Linked DNA regions of Homo sapiens: region 2 is linked to region 1. The links are chromatin loops, found by intact Hi-C in ENCODE. Cell type or tissue: Caco-2. All regions are shown on one strand. Links, peaks and the distances in the headings refer to the core of each region. The heading gives the core; the rest is flanking DNA.

What was found. Hi-C counts contacts between places; a loop is a spot of excess contacts. Peaks named below come from ENCODE experiments on the same cell type or tissue, not always from the same donor. Only the 100,000 strongest peaks of a DNase experiment are listed, where the experiment ranks them.
Region 2: a loop joins it to region 1, with 3 times the contacts of the local background. A loop is called at or near these places in 2 of 110 quality-filtered maps.

What each region holds. Positions count from the first base shown.
Region 1 is chr1:96,933,321-96,936,132 of GRCh38, forward strand. No RefSeq gene overlaps it. Among named protein-coding and RNA genes, the nearest start is that of DPYD-AS1, 160 kb to the right of the region's middle. In Caco-2, for the core only: no CTCF peak of the experiment used is centred there; a DNase peak (open chromatin) is centred at 1,131.
Region 2 is chr1:96,880,960-96,883,771 of GRCh38, forward strand. No RefSeq gene overlaps it. Among named protein-coding and RNA genes, the nearest start is that of PTBP2, 160 kb to the left of the region's middle. In Caco-2, for the core only: no CTCF peak of the experiment used is centred there; no DNase peak of the experiment used is centred there.

The DNA.
Region 1 (2,812 bases), core at 136-2,635:
TATATTACAGCTAATCAAGGACTTTTCACACGTAACATCTGATTTAGGGAGAAGGGAAGAGAAAATGAGGGACCAGGCTGCCTGGGTCACTGCATTTGTGATGACAGGATTCCTACTCTATGCACAAACAGATGTGATCTAATCTTCAGACACTCAGCCTGTTCAGAAGAATTGTGATGAAGGTGAGCTGAGCTTAAGATAAGCATTTTTCAAGAAGAGTCAATACAGAAAAAGAAATGTCATGTTCTTTATGGTGATTTTAGAAAAATTTCTCTGATTCCTCTCTGGGACATAGTTATGACCCACATTATATTTAAAGAAAAATCTTGTTTGGCTAATATTGTCTCTCAACTACCTTGTTATCTAGTGAAAAAATGATCATAACCAAAACCCAACTAACTATAACCTTGCAGTAGCTAGAGAACCTTTCTTCATTATGCCACACTCACAAAACCAAATATCAACAAAAGAAGCTGACAGGAAGGATTTACAAGATGTGCAAAAATTCCAGCAGCGTGAGTTTGAGTTCCGAAGTGCTTTCATTTTGAGCACCTAATTTGGTATAGACTGGGCAGTTATGATTATCTCATTTTGCAGATGAAGAAGGTTAAATGATTTGTCCAAGATCATGTTGCTATGATAACTTTCTTCCAACTCCAAATTTTATTCTTGTTCCAATACATATGCAGTTTACTTTACTATGCCCTTGACTTCTATGGTAAATTCATACTTAAAATTCAAAGAAAATGATCAGTTAAAAGCTAACAGCTAATGATTATTGAGAACTTGCCCTGTTCCAGGCCCTGTTTTAATTACTTTACACCACCGTAGTTAATCCTAACGCTATTCCTAGGGAGAAGGCACTATCTTGATTCTCATTTTACTGATGAGGAACAAAGGCTGGCAGGGGTTGGTGGGTCTGGAACTAAGACTCAAGTGTGTTTGGCACAGGAGCCTATGCTTTGCCACATTGTTGTTTGTCTCCATTATCTATTGCTCCTGTAAAAAATTACCACAAACTCGGTGCTTAAAACAATGCAAATGTATTATCTTATAGTTCTGGAGGTCAAAAGTCCAACACGAGTATCATTGGGCTGAAATCAAGGTGTAGGCAGGGCTGCATTCCTTCTGCAGGCTCTAGGGAAGAATCCACTTCTTTGCCTTTTCTGTTTTTTTTTTTAAGGCCAGTCACATTCCTTGGCTCCTGGCCCCCTTCCATCTTCAAAGCCTGCAATGTTTACCGGGTTTCATGCTGCTGTCTCTGTTGGGTCTCCCTGATGTCCCCTTATAATAACCTTTGTAGTTATATCAAGCACACTTGGATGATCCAGGCTAATCTCCCTATTTTAAGGTCTGCTAATTAGCAATGTTAATTCCATCTGCAACTTTAATTTCCCTTGGCCAGGTAACCTGACGTATTCACAGGTTACAGAGATTAGGACATGGACATCTTTGGTGGTTAGGAAGGGTGGGGGCATCGCTCCGCCTACCACACTGTTCTTTCTCTTTTTATAGAAGGCAAGATTTAGAATGCAGTACTGTATCTACTTAGGCAGAAAGTGTTACCCGAATATTTTAGAAAGGCTTTAAAAAATAGATCTGTAAACAAAAATGACTCGGTTGACAATGAAACAAGAAAATATGATTTTAATTAAACAACCTGGGTTTGCACTACTGTGCAGTTTACAAAGTGTTTTCACACACATCTGATCCTCGTAGATAACCTTTGCAGTAACTAGGAAAGATCTGACAGTTAACTAACCCCCTCCCGCCCTCCTTTTCTTGCTTTCTTTTTCTTTTTCTTTTTTTTCCTCCTTTGGTTCACAAATGTTTTTCCTAAAATAAATCATACTGTGCAGGCCTAGTAAAAATTATAATTTTAACCTAAAATAAATATATTAAAATTTTCCACAGCTTTCTATTACTTTTTGGTTTAGTTTTCAAGGAACTCTGTCTGTGGGAGGAATTCTAAGTATCATTTACAGATGGCAGTTTCTTGAGCTGGTTTAATCACGTCAATGAGAGGAAAATGAGAAGAAGGTATTGTTGGGAGAAGTAAGAATGAAGTTGCTAAAAAAGTGGGCACTTATTCATTTGAGAAAACCATATTGAGCACTTGCTATAGGCCAGGTATTTTTCTGGGATCTAGGGATATAGTAATGAATAAAACAGTCAAGAGTCCCTGTCTTGGGAGCATAGACATCCATTTCTAGAAGAAGAGATTGATAATGGACAAATTAACAAGCATATATCTATATATATATATGTGTGTGTGTGTGTGTGTGTGTGTGTGTGTATATATATACACACACACACACACATAATATTTAGCAATGATAGATATTGGGAATTCTGGTGGCAGAATTGTTATTTAATATGGAATGGCCAGAAAAGACCTCCCTGGCAAAGTACCATGTGAACAGAGACCTGAAGAAAATAAAAGATACAACCAGTGTTTATGTGGGGAAGAGTGTTTCAGACACGGGGAATAGCCAGCCCAAAGACCCTTAGGTGAGAATGTGTTTACAATATTTGAAGAAGAACAAATAAATGGAGCAGAGGAAGCAAACTAGAGAGAAATAAGAGATGAGTTCCGAGACGTGATGTGGACCAAACCATAAGCAAACATTTGAGGAATTTGGTTTTTAATCTGAGTGTGATAAGGATCCACTGGAGGATTTGAGAGCAGAGACGTGATGTGATCTGACTTTAGTTTTGAAAGGATCACTCTGCCTGTTGAGGATGGGGAAGAAAACAAGGGATGGGGAAGAGAGACCCGTTAAGAGGCTATTAAAATATCCTACCTGATGGT
Region 2 (2,812 bases), core at 270-2,769, 52 kb before region 1:
AGGATTGGTGTTAATTTTGTAAATATTTGGTAGAATCTGATGAACTTCAGGTTGCCAGCATTACCCTGTGTATTAGTCCGTTCTCAGGCTGCTATGAAGAAGTACCTAAGACTGGGTAATTTACAAGGAAAAGAGGTTTAATTGACCCACAGTTCTGCATGAATGGTGTATTAGTCAGTTCTTATGCTGCCAATAAAGACATACCTGAAACCAGGTAATTTATAAAGGAAAGAGGTTTAATGGACTCACATTTCCACATGGCTGGGGAGGCCTCACAATCATGGCAGAAGGCAAAAGAGAAGCAAAAGCACGTCTTACATGGCAGCAAACAAGAGGGCTTCTGCAGGGGAAGTCCCATTTATAAAACCATCAGCTCTTGTGAGACTTATTCACTATCACGAGAACAGTATGGGAAAGACCCATCCCCTGATTCAATTACCTCTTATCAGGTCCCTCCCACTACACGTGGGAATTAAGGGAGTTAACAATTCAAATCTAAAGGTGAAATTTGGGTGGGGATATACCCAAACTATATCAGCTGAGAAGGCCTCAGGAAACTTACAGTCATGGCAGAAGGCATCTATCTCTTAACAGAGCAGCAGGAGAGAGAATGAGTGCAAGCAGAGGAATTGCCAGATGCTTATAAAATCATCATATCTCATGAGGCTCACTCATTATCATGAGAACAGCATGAGGGAACCACCTCCATGCTCCAATTACCTCCACCTGGCCCCGCCCTTGATGCATGGGGATTATTACAATGTAAGGTGAGATTCGGGTGGGGACACAGAGCCAAACCATACCACCCTGATACCAAAGCCAGACAAAGACACTACAAAAAACGAAAATTACAGGCTAACATTTCCGTTAAATATAGATGCAAAAATCTCCAACAAAATACTGGCAAACTGATTTCAACAGCACATTATCGAAAGGTTCATACACCATGATGAAGTGGGATTTATCCCTGGGATGCAAGGATGATTCAACATACGTAAATCAATGAATATAATACATTACATTAACAGAATGAAGAATAACAATTATATGATTATCTCAATAAATGCAGAAAAAGCATCTGACAAAATTTAACAACCTTTCATAGTAACAATTCTCAACAAAATAGAAGGAAAGTACTTCAATGCAATAAAGCCATATATGACAAACCCAAATCTAACAGGTTTGTGACAACATGAATGTACCTGCAAGATGTTATGCTAAGTGAAATAAGCCAGGCACAGAAAGACAAATACTGCGTGGTTTCACTTTTAAATGGAATCTAAAAAATGTGAAATTCACAGAAGCAGACTGTAGAATGGTGATTGCCAGGGGCTGGGGGGTGGGGAAAATGAGGAGATGTTGGTCAAAGGGTGCAAAATTTCAGTTAGGCAGGATGAGTAAGTTTTAAGATCTCATGTACCCCCTGGTGATGATAGTTAATAATCTGCTATATAACTGCACTTTAAATTTGCCGGGAAAGCAGATCTTAAATGTTCTCAGCACACACACACAAATAATAATCATTTGAGGTACTGGGTATGTTAATTAGCTTGATTGTGATTATAATTTTACAATGTATACACATATCAAAACATCACATTGTGCATCATAAATATATACAATTTTAATCTGTCAATGGTGCCTAAACAAAGCTGGGGGAAAAGATAGTGAGACTAGTGGACTACATATAAATTTCTAGCTTTCCATCTTACTAGTGGTGAGCCTGAGCTTCCTCATCTGTAAAATGGAGATAATATATACTTTCCTCATGGATTATGAAGATTAATTAGGTGACGTTCTTAAGGTGTGAAGACACTTCTAATAATAGTGTCAGGCATGTGGATACCAAGAATACAGTAAGAATATTATTATCAAAATCACCTTCAATTTAGATATCATTTCCCAAGAATGTGGATGGGGGCATGTCCAGCCTTTGATAACTCAAGCTTCTAATTTGAAGATGTTACTAGTGATATTAGAAAAGCCAGTGATGATTTTTGGGAAGCAGAATGTGATTGTTTAGGGGAAAGATTAGTGGACTGTGGAATCTGACAATATGAGTTACGATCTTTACCAATGATGTCTGTGGGCATGTTATTTAACTCTCAGCCTCCGTTTCCTGATATCTGTAATTTGTAGGCTTTTTATGAAGATTTGAACAAATGCATAAAAAGGTAAGAAGGACAACTTCTATGGCTCTGGGTTTTTCTCTTCACAGGGTAATAAAACTTAAGACCCCCCCGAGTCTCCTGACTCTTCAGACTCTCACGTCCTCCCTGGAAAAGGATTATACAGGGCTGCTCCCCACCTCTGTCTTATACTCAGCCCTGTAACAACTCTGGAAAGACAAAAAAAAATGACTTATATAGGATAGCACCGAACAGATCTTTAGATCTTTCTGTTTCACTTGATTTCCTATGAAATGATTGTCTTCTCTTGTTACTATTTATTTATTTATTTTGAGACAGAGTCTCACTCTGTTGCCCAGGCTGGAGTGTAGTGGAACCATCTCAGCTCACTGTGCCTCAGTCTCCCGAGTAGCTGGGACTACAGGCACACACCACCATGCCTGGCTAATTCTTTTTTGTATTTTTAGTAGAGATGGGGTTTCACTATGTTGGCCAGGCTGGTCTCGAACTCCTGACCTCAGGTGATCCGCCCGCCTTGGCCTCCCAAAGTGCTGGGATTGCAGGCGTGAACTACCGCACCTGGCCTCTTTAACCTTTCAATGATGGAAGGAACTTTGCTAAAATATATTGCCTTTTTTTCAGTGAATAAAAATTAATTCAAATAGTACTTACAAGAAGTATTC